Regions from separate parts of the Mus musculus genome. Here region 1 is linked to region 2. The links are chromatin loops, found by intact Hi-C in ENCODE. Cell type or tissue: heart. All regions are shown on one strand. Links, peaks and the distances in the headings refer to the core of each region. The heading gives the core; the rest is flanking DNA. Region 1 has its middle 140 kb from the start of Spcs3. Region 2 has its middle 43 kb from the start of Spcs3.

Region 1 (5,387 bases), core at 111-5,110, 93 kb after region 2:
AAAGTCTATGTAATTATTGCTTTGTAAACCAGTATCAGTTATCTAACATGGAATTAATATTTGTGTTGGTATGTATTCCTTCTTAAATTCTCCTTTAGCTTATGTTAACATTTTTTGATGAATTCACTTTAATATTTTAAAATTCAATTAATATATTTAATTGTGTTTATGAGGGGGGGTACAGTGTGGGTCACATGCATACCAGTGCACTTGTGTGGAGGTCAGGGGACATCTAGCTTGAAGTGATTCTCTCCATAGACCATGAGAGCCCTAGCTATGGTTTGAAAGCATATAGTCATAGGTAGTAGTCAATATCTTTGCTTGCCGAGCCATATTGGCAGTCTTCATTCAATAATTCTTTAATTTATTTCTACTGGTGACAAGTTGTTTTAAAAATTTGTTTGAAAGTATATACACATTTTGTTCTTATTCTGGAAAGTTCTAGTCATTGATAAAACTTGATACTGTCATTTAATTCAGCTTTGCCTCCTCTAGCATTTATTTCAGCTTGTGCAGTCAGCTCTCAACTCTTACCTCTCTAAAGGTAAATGCTTTTATTTCTCTTATTGCCCTGAATATTTTATATTTTTCCACCACATATGTTAGTGCAATACTCCTACTTATAATCTGTATGTGCTTTTATGGATACAGGTAGATTATCTTGCTTAAATCTTTTAAGAATATATTTCAGTAGAGTTTAAATTGGTAGCCCTTTAAATTTCAAGTTTTCTTCTGACTTGATTTTTCTCTTTATTAGAAATAATGTATCTAGTTGTTAGACTAACTCACTGCACTCTCTACCTTGTCCTCTAGGTTTCTGCTATTTTCCATATTTCCAATGCTTGGTATCTTTTTGTCTTAGAATAAACCAACATTACCATACACCCATATGACCACGTCTAGCTTGTTCTAGAAGTGAAAACAACATTTGTTTTTTCATCCTTGCCTGTCTGGACAATTTTTCTCCTCAACTCTATGAATTTTCTTGATAGTTCTCAAATTTGCTGAGCAGCCTCACTTCAAGGTCTTAGCATTTGTTCTTGCCATAATTTAGACATTTTCTTCCTACTATTCAGCTGAATTTTCTTTTGATTTCGCCACTCAAAAATAACTGACTAACTCACAACTTGTCACAATACCATAGCCCCTTCATGATTTAATTTTTTTTCAGACTACAGTTCTCTCCAGGACTGATTACCATCTGACTGTTCATTTTTTTTATCTTGTGAATCTACAACACCTTTTGCTAGGGAGTAACTTATAAAATATTTCTGAGTGGGACTGAAGAGATAGCTTAGTGGTTAAGAATATTCATTGACTGTTCTTCCAGAGGACCAGGGTCCAGCATTCAGATGGCAGCTCACAACTGTCTGTAACTCTAGTTCCAGGAGATTCAACACCCTTCTACAGATAAATATGCAAGCAAAACACCAATGCATGTATAATAAAAAATAAAAAAGGTATTGTTGTGCATGTGAATGTAAGAGCAGCTCAATTACTCAATAATTTATTTTTTTTTTTTGCAGGGGAGGGAGTGTTTTTTCCTATGTTTCACTGAACAGAAATACCCCCCCTACAATCTGTATTGTAGCAATGGGAGCAGGTACAGATGAGAAGAGCATCTAGAAGGTTTGGAAGACCCTAATTTTGTCATAAGTGTGCTGTGCTGTGTCATTTTGTCTAATTAAATGTTTAACTCTGGAGAGCTGACAACATAACTAAATTGAAAGAGTTCTTGCCTAGCATTTGTGAGACACTAGGGTTGGTCATTAGCACAAACCAGGTGTGCTGCTGGAATGGCAATCCTAACATTCCAGACAGGGAGGCAGAAGAAGCATCGTAAATCTATACCATTCTTCTCATCTACAGAGTGAGTTTGAAGTCAGCCTGTACTATATGAAATGGTGTCTCAAAAAAATGCTAAATTTTCCACTCTCAGTCTCCATTTTATTTCCTATAAAATTATGTATTGAATGAAAGGCTTCTTTATGGGCACAATAAATGTAGAATTTGAAGAATTGGTAAGATTGTGCACACAACTGGTAGGAAAATTCAAACTGGTATATGGCAAAAAGTTCTCAAGCAAGGATGATGTACTGCTCCCAGTCTAGTCTGAGAGCTTCTGTGAAATGTCTAGAATTGTTGTAACTCTGAGGTGGGTGTGTTTTGCTAACCTCTTGTTGGCAGAGGTCAAGGATGCTGCAGGACATTAACAGTGCAAGCCTCGTCCAGGACAGACGTATCCAACCCAAAGTGTCAAAAATACTACAATTCAGAAGCCAAGGTATATATAACAAATGGCACTGCTCAGATTTTAGGATAAGACAAATCAGGATAGTATACCTTGAACCAAAAACAAGTGAAGACAGAAGCTGCCCATGTAGAACAGAAAAGGAATGTCCTGTTCGCGTATTGGAACAAAGATAACTATCTAAGGAACACTGATAATAGAATATCATTACAGAGGTGGGTGGCATAGTGCATGAACTTGGAAGACAATGACCACAGATGGACCGGAGCTTATCTCAGCTTGCCTCTGGGCCATGTCTCTTGGGGCATTTGTGATTACGCACATCCCAACCTCTTTGTTCCTAATTGCAGTCTGTTATATCACTGAGGTGAAACATCATCAGATTGGAGAGGAAATAAATCTACAAGATGCTCCATCAAAGCAATCTCTAGCCTTCTGGCACCTAAGCTCATCAAGCATTGATGAGGCAAACAGGAAGCCTAATGAAAATAATACAAGGAAATCTTTTCATCAACACCCATTCCTAATGTCCCAGCTATTGGATCCCTGTTATTGCTTCAAGAGTTGGAATCTGCGTTGGCAGCCAACATCGGAAGCTCTGCTTTTAAACAAGTCGAGCAGTTATTTTTACCACATGGCTCATATCAGTTAAGTGGTGCTAACCTGACCTCAATTAAGATACAGTGCTTTTTAAATGTGTTTATATTAGATCCTCCCCACTCCCTAATGCACCATGAACAATAGACAGACACACACGCACGCACGCGCACCCAGACACACACACACACACACACACACACACACACACACACGAACATGCACAGGATCACTGTTAGACTAGGACTGTTTGCTCATAATTTACCTCTTTTTTTTTTCAAAAGAAACATGTACAAAATAATTAACGTAATTAAAACTCATTGTCTTATTGGTCTGAAGAATGATAAAATTAATTTGGTACTTTTTTTATTGATTCCCATTTTCTCTCAGCTTGGATAAAAGTGAATATTTTATGACATTTTCATTATTTTATTCAGTCAATAAAGAGAATGAAAGTTGAGAGGGTGAGGGCTTTCTCCCAGGCCCTCTGAAACTTGCAAGTGTAGAAGTGATCAGAGCTCTGTGGCAGAGGATGAACCTGGGAAGATAAACTCCATCAGGGTGTGTTTCTTGAAGCAGCTGACTTGCATGATGGGTGTGTGAAGGCAGGGATGAGGATAGGGTAGGGCAGGATATCCTCTTCATCAAACATTATACATGGCTTTCCTCATCAGTAGCTCAGTGAGTCACATAAATTGTCCAAGCTCAAACACTTAGGGGATCATAAACTGAACACACCCTTCCATTAGGTTCAAAGTAAAATTATCAGACAAGGAAACTTGTAATGTCCTGTCTAGAGAGTGTGGAGAGATAATGAAGATTTTCTTAAAAAAAAAAAAAAAGGTGGGTTGATGCTTACATTAAGGCAAAGAACTTCTACAAGGTGAAAAAGAAGCATAGTGAGGTCTATGCTGGGAGAAAACATATGATGGTTTATTGGACTGGTCTATGCTAAAGGTTGTTGGTTTCTTTCTAACTTGTAGTTAGCATTTTCTTCTGACTCCTTGGGTAGAAAGAAAGGATATGCAAACATGACCTCAAAACGCCAGCAGTCATTCTACTAACACTCTGATATCTGTGTTTGAAACGTAGTTATTTTGCAATATCAATTATCAAGCACCCAATTTCTGCCACGTTTATGTAAGACAGAAAATAAATCTAAAGAAAATAAGAATATGGTGTCTACTCCCTGCAAATTTTAAAGGGAATTAGAGATGTTAAATACAAAAGCTGTAGTAAACATTGGTTAACTATAACTAAAACTATAATGAACATTGGTAAATTATGGCCTATGAACTAAATCTGGCCCATAGCAATTTATTTCCTTAGTGTCTGTGACTGTTTCTGCATTACCACAGAGGGATTAAATATTATTGCAATGTTTGTTGGCTGGCAGTGCCTAAAGTATTTACAATTTGTTCTTTTACTTAAAAGCTCACCAAACCCCAGCTTGCAATGATGTCACATACACAGAAGTAAGTAATTTGTATACACATTGAGGTCTACAGAAGCAGCTGTGTATTATTCAAAGTTTGTAAATAAACCAACACAACTTAAAAGAGTTAAATAAAATTGGCAGTGTCAATAAAGACAATAAACTAAGTGATCTTGCACTGGATCCTTAGTTTACGTACTCCATTGACAAGGGGTAAAAATATCTCAATATTTATGGCAATATATTCAAGTAATTATCTTTTTTCCCATTATAAAATTAAATTTCATGTGCTTCCTTTTGCTTATAGAACTTTAGACAAGTTTTTAAAAAGCCAGTTTCAAATTTTTCTCACCTCTCTTTCTTGGAGCTTGATTAGTGGGACTATTGTATAATGACAGGAATAATTGTTGTCGTTCTCGGTCTTCTCTGCTTTCAGGTCCCCATATGACTTTACATTGTATTTCCAATTGGAATGCAAAGTCCTTCTAACCCCGATTTAGTCATGTGATTTGTTTGATTAGTGGGCTCTGTGTAGACATGCTACCAGAACATGGAAACTATAGTCCTCAAATATCTAGGGTTCTCATTTTTCAGGTCTTTGCTTCTGCTGTGAGAATGTGGCTAGGAGAGCCTACTTGAAGGCAAAGCAGGGCCAAGTCATTGTGAGTACTTCAGTGGGCAAGGAAGAAACTCTAGCAAATGTGAACAATAAAAGCTTATACCTCAGTGAAGACATATGGTTATTTGCTGTGTACCATTATTTCATAACCAGTAATAGATATAGAAAGTATATATCATAAAACCAGTATGTAGGAAGCAAGAAATATGACTAGGTCAGTTTGCTTCCTAATTATTTATTATCATTCGTGCTTCTTTATTCCCTTTTTCCTCTTTCTCTCTCTCTCTCTCTCTCTCTCTCTCTCTCTCTCTCTCTCTCCCCCTCCCCCCACATCCTCCTCCCCCTCCCTCTCCCCCTTTCCTCCCCTCCCTCCGTCCCTTCCTTCTTTCCTTCCTTCCTTCCATTCATTTCTTTTGTTTGTTTATTATTTTAGAAACCATTTTATTCTGTGTTACCTAAAATATTCCAAATACTGGGGTTTAAGT
Region 2 (5,387 bases), core at 161-5,160:
TGTAAAATGAATAAACTAATGGAAAAACCCCTTCTGCTTCTTGTTTGGAGCCAAGCTGAGGGGCAAGTTGTCAGAGCAGTCAGTTTGGATAGCACATCAACTGGACATGGGGGTCAGGCTTTTAACAGCCTTCTAAGCTAGTACACACACAGTAGAGTCTCCAGCTCCCTAGTCCTTCATTTCCTTGCCAAAGGGCACCGAGAGAGGGTCAGATGTATTAGCACACAGCAGCGGCTCTGTCACTGTTACCAAAAAATCCGAAGACAAGTCTCTGCCAGTTTACAGAACCAGGGCTCGAGGTTACGATCAGTGAGAGAGGGATCTAGGAGCAGAAAAGTTTACATTCTTCGTGAGTGGGAAAAGCAGGTGTTCAAGTCCCCTCTCTCAAGCAGGAAGGAGTCGGGAAGAAGAAACGGATGAACCATTGTGTGAAGGGAGATGCCCAGGCTAGACACAGAGATGTGCAAAGAACATGGCTACTGGGGTTGAGTGAGGTACCTGGGTCCTTGGCTATAACTCAGAAAGGGTAGTACCTGGCTTGGCACTTGGCCTGAGTATGAGGAGACCTGCTTTGGCCTCGGAGGCCAGTCAGGGACAGCCTGCAAATAAACACAAGCCTTAGAATCCCATTCCAGGCTTGTGTTGCCTTGGTTTGGGGTTATCGGAATTGCCTTAGACGCTCTACCTCCTTGGATATTCTCTTCGCTAATATGACCTAATGTATCTTGTACTGCTTGGTTATTTCCTTATAAATCCCTACTTTTACCCCATTTCCTTACTTTGAAATCTAGTGTGTCTTACTACGACAAGCTGGACTCTCTCTAGCTGGCACTCACTGTTCCAGTTTCATGGTTTATTAGTTTAAGGGAGTCTCCTTAGGTCTGAGATGTTTAATTAATGGCTTCCTCCTTAGCCTTTGTCTGTTAATCACACGTAGACCCTCTTTGCCTGCAAACTCCACCCACCACCTAACCAACTCTACTTCTTTTAAAGCACAGCCCCTATTTTTTTTTTCCTATGAATTCACTGCCTAGGGGTTCATTGCCCAGTCTCATCATTGCTGCTTTATGAAGTCTTCACACCCTGTCCGCTGCATCACTCAGCACAAGAGCTTGTTTGGCAACAATTTAGCTGCTTTTCATCTAAATTTGTTCGACCTTAGAACCTTGTTAGAATGAATTGATCATTGTGAGTTCCTCTTATTCCAGGGCCTTTGCCAAGACACAGCCATTGTACTAGACCCACAACAGTGACAGAGTACTAGAGTTGTAATGCAAATTTACATTTATAGCAGGGCATAGTAGTGCATGCCTTTAATTATGGCACTTGCAAGGCAGAGTCAGGCGGGTCTCGGTGAGTTTAAGGCCAGCATGGTCTACAAAAAGAATTCCAATATAACAAGGGCTGTTACACAAGAAACCCTGTAGCAAAAACCAACCAACCAACCAAACAAACAAAAAAAAAAACAAGACAATTACATTTGTATATTCACTATCTTAAGAAAAAGTGCATTTATTAATCTTTTACAGGTTCTGTTATGCAATAAATTATACTTAACAGAGGTGCTAGTAACAATAGAGGCAGTGTCACCAATTACAGGTTTGGAATTGGAAAATTTGACAGTTCGTTAGACTGTCATTTTGGAATGACACTAAAAGTACTGCCTTAGCCATTGGCCTTGGCTTTCTCTCTTGACAGATTAGAGTACGTTACTGGTTTCTTTCCAAGTGCTAGAGTTTTCCACTAGTTTTTATCGTACTCATTGAGTTTTGTATTTTAAAAGAGTCTTCAATCTTCCTTCCACAATACCGCCCATATGTCTCTCCATCCTAGGAGTGATCCTCCTGTGGAAGATTTTGGCTTTCAAACTGGAACGTGGCACCTCTGTTCTATTTTCTGTCCCACTATGCCAAGTGCCGAATTTCACTCCTGAAGTTTGAAAAAGGCCCTACGAAAATGTTTGTCTCTCTACTCAAAACTTTAAGCATACTTGTTCATTTTAAAATTGTTCTTAATGCCACAGAGGTCATAATTTCTGGAGTCAAGTTATATAGAGATTTCAGTTTCCTCGGGTTCTGGGACTTAAAAAAAAAAGATCATTTTCTCTGCTATTAAAAACGTGTTTAGTCACAATCTTCAGCAGACGTAGAAACGAGAACAAACTTGTCCTCTTCCCCTAGTCCTAAATGAGGAGAGTGGGGACATACCAATTATGCTGCTACAGGAGAAATTCGCATTTGAACATGATTTCCGTGAAAACTCTCAAATATACTCTCAGGGAAAGTGAAAACAAATTTAGCGAACTTAGACTATTCCTTGCTGCATGTTTAATGTGTTTCAAAACACTGATTTTTTTTTTTCCATCGCTCCTTTTAGTTCTTGAGAAAAGGGAAGCGCTGCAGGATGAGGCGGGAGAAAGGTTAAAAGGAAACAATACTAAGGAGTCACACTTAAGCCTGAGTTCTTCAGATTCCCATGGTTAGCAAGAATGCTGCAGAGGGCCATGAGGAAAAAAAAATCCGAGCTGTTTTCAAAAATAATAGTAGCCAAGAAGAAAGTCGAAATTTTAAGGACCAAAATGCATTTCCACGTCATTACATGCCACCTCATTTCCTTGAATTATGGCCGTGTGAAATTGATTTCTCTGTAGATTGGATTCACGGGCAGTTTCCTTTCTTACAAAGCCACCGAGTTCCTTTTCCTCCCATTAAAGAGCAGGAGTAGCCCTTCAGATTTATTAGCAGCGTAACGTCCATCCTCGCCAGGGGGACCGATCTGAATAGAAGGTTTGCTTGCTGAACAGAGAGGTGGGCTACGGGGACCTCCCACGTTCTTCTCTGACCTGCATGCTTCTGATAAGAAAGGCAGCCGCTGCCTTAAAACAATGCTGCCCAAGTTTACACTGGCAAGTGGCTTTTCCTTATTGGTGTGGAAACGTAGCCTGGGGACCTCTGTTTACTGGGTTTGCCATCAAATTTCTGAAATTGTGATCTGGAAAACAGGCATTTCTACTGATTAGAAAATGAAAAGTTCCCCTGTATTATAAAATCAAAACAGCCTTTCTTCTTGGGAACCTGGACCTTCACAAACATTTTCTGGTTTTTTCTTTCTTTTTTTTTTTCTTTCTGTTGCTAACCTTCTCTCGTTTCTGCATGTGGATCTTGTTAGCACAAGGCACAGCACTGAAGAGCTTTCTTTTTCAATCAGCATGAAAACTATGCTGGCGAGAGAGATAGCTTGGTAGGTAAAGGTATTTGGCTGGCAAGCCTGACAACCTGAGTTCAATTCCCCTGGACCCACATGATCTAAGAAGAGAACTAACTCTCAAAAACTGTCCTGTGTCCTTCACAGCCACACTGTGGCACACTATAGTGCTTGTGTAACACGCACAAACTAATTAAATAAAAGTAAATAAAAATTAAAAGTAACCTTTCAAACTGTGAAATGTGATGTTGCAGCAGCGTTGGAAGCAATCTCGTCATTTCTGTGATTACAAAAATCGAAAGCAAAATCACGTAGCCATACTGGTCAAATTTAATATAAAGAAGGGAGACAAATACCCAACCATATTCTATCTAAAATCACCGCTTTCTAATCAAGTTTCTCAATGCTTTTTAGGACGAAGGGACAACAACATTGTTTTAGCTCTGAGCAAAGTTTGTCTTGCAAGCTTACTTTTGATACAAGCAGACTCAGACAAAATTCTACATGGAGGATCCAGAAGTGTTTGGCTAAATACCCAAATACTTAATGACAACTCAAACTAATAGCAAATCAGGTGAAGTACTCCATTTTTCATCTCCACAAATTATGGTCATTATGACAACTTAGAACTGGAGATTTGAGTTTAAAAATCATCGGATCATTGGTCACTTGGTTAAGACCCCGTTCCTGAAGACAGCACACACTTTGATCACAGGAAATGAAGAAATCTAGATGTTACTGACTAGGAACCTTCCTCTTTGTTGCTGAGCCTTCATATACTGAAATGGATGCGCAGTTGTCGGGGCAGAGTATATCATCAACAGTCTTACCCTATCGTTAACCCTATAAATTACAACAAAGACCAAGTGGCAAAGTATGTTCATGGGTACAATAGGGGCATAGATATTATGGGTGACAACCAATCTCTGCTCCAATGATTTAAGGCCAATTGTGTAGAAGAAAATGCATGCTAGATACTGTAAATCTGGCAAAGGACCCGTGGTTAGGGCAATCCTAGGTCCCAAGAGCGAACCTACCACAGTTCTTTTTCTAAACCGATATATTATCAAACTATCTGCTACCCAGATACCCAGGTCCATACCTTCGTGCAGCCCTCAGGCCTCATCAGGAAAATTGTGGATGATTAATGCAGTCGATGCAGAATTTACCTTCCTGTCAAAGTGTAGAGATTAAATGTCAGTGCAGGGCTCACAAATGAGACTGCTGTAACACACCTCTTCCCCAAGATTCAAAAGTCATCGCAGAACAGAGGTAGAAAGATTTTAAGAGCCACTGTTCAGGGAGGGTCAACGTGAAACAACGTCTTCTGGGCGTGATAGGGCTGCTACATTCATGAAGTGAAGACAGCTATGGAAGCCTGCATAGCTAAACAAGTTCAAGCCAATCAGCATCCTGGCATGGAGTTGAGGGTATTTCACAAGCCTTCAGCCCTGGCTAGGGAGCAACTGGCAGTCGATGGCATATCGGGGAGGAACAGTCAGTATAAATGTGTCACCCCCTAGTAGATTGACAGTGTTTCTTTGGATGGCAATACACCTGTGAGTACAGGCAGCTTGAATTGGACTTGAAAGATTATAAACAGAAAACGAAAAGAGGTTGGGAGGGGTTGGAGTGGTGGGGCTGAAAATACAGCCTGGATTCTAGCTCTATTGTTTTACTTTCAGGTATCTTCTCACCAAAAAAACCTTACCAGGACAAGTGTGGGCACTCCTGAGTAGATTCATTCTGAACTCATCCACCTATACCTGCTTTACCTGAGAAATAATGGCTTCTTCACTACCCACTAGGACTCTGAGTGTAGATGCTAGTAGCACTTTAGTCATCATGGGGGAAAGGTCTAGGCACATCTAGAAAAGGAGACTTTGGACTTTAAAGCAGGAGTAGAAGTCTCGTATATCCAGAGAACAATCATAATGTGTTAGCACTGGGGCAGTGGAAAGGAAAGAGCATCCTCTTAACTCTTGTGAATATGTAGCTAGAGAAACACAGGGCACAAAATAGGATGCTCATTACCCATGGCAGTAACCTATAATCTGTAGTTGCATACATTTCATAAAATTATGTATTTGCAAAAGGTAAGAATATCTAATTCTAAACAAAGCAAAATCTAGAATGTCTGGATACTGCTAAAATTTGCTTGGTTATTCATGAGTACAATAACT

The links. Peaks named below come from ENCODE experiments on the same cell type or tissue, not always from the same donor. Only the 100,000 strongest peaks of a DNase experiment are listed, where the experiment ranks them.
Region 1: a loop joins it to region 2, with 7 times the contacts of the local background. A loop is called at or near these places in 5 of 42 quality-filtered maps.

The regions. Positions count from the first base shown.
Region 1 is chr8:54,391,174-54,396,560 of GRCm38, reverse strand. No RefSeq gene overlaps it. Among named protein-coding and RNA genes, the nearest start is that of Spcs3, 140 kb to the left of the region's middle. In heart, for the core only: no CTCF peak of the experiment used is centred there; a DNase peak (open chromatin) is centred at 2,850.
Region 2 is chr8:54,484,125-54,489,511 of GRCm38, reverse strand. No RefSeq gene overlaps it. Among named protein-coding and RNA genes, the nearest start is that of Spcs3, 43 kb to the left of the region's middle. In heart, for the core only: a CTCF peak has its summit at 2,752; a DNase peak (open chromatin) is centred at 2,821; H3K4me3 peaks cover 460 bases; H3K27ac peaks cover 508 bases.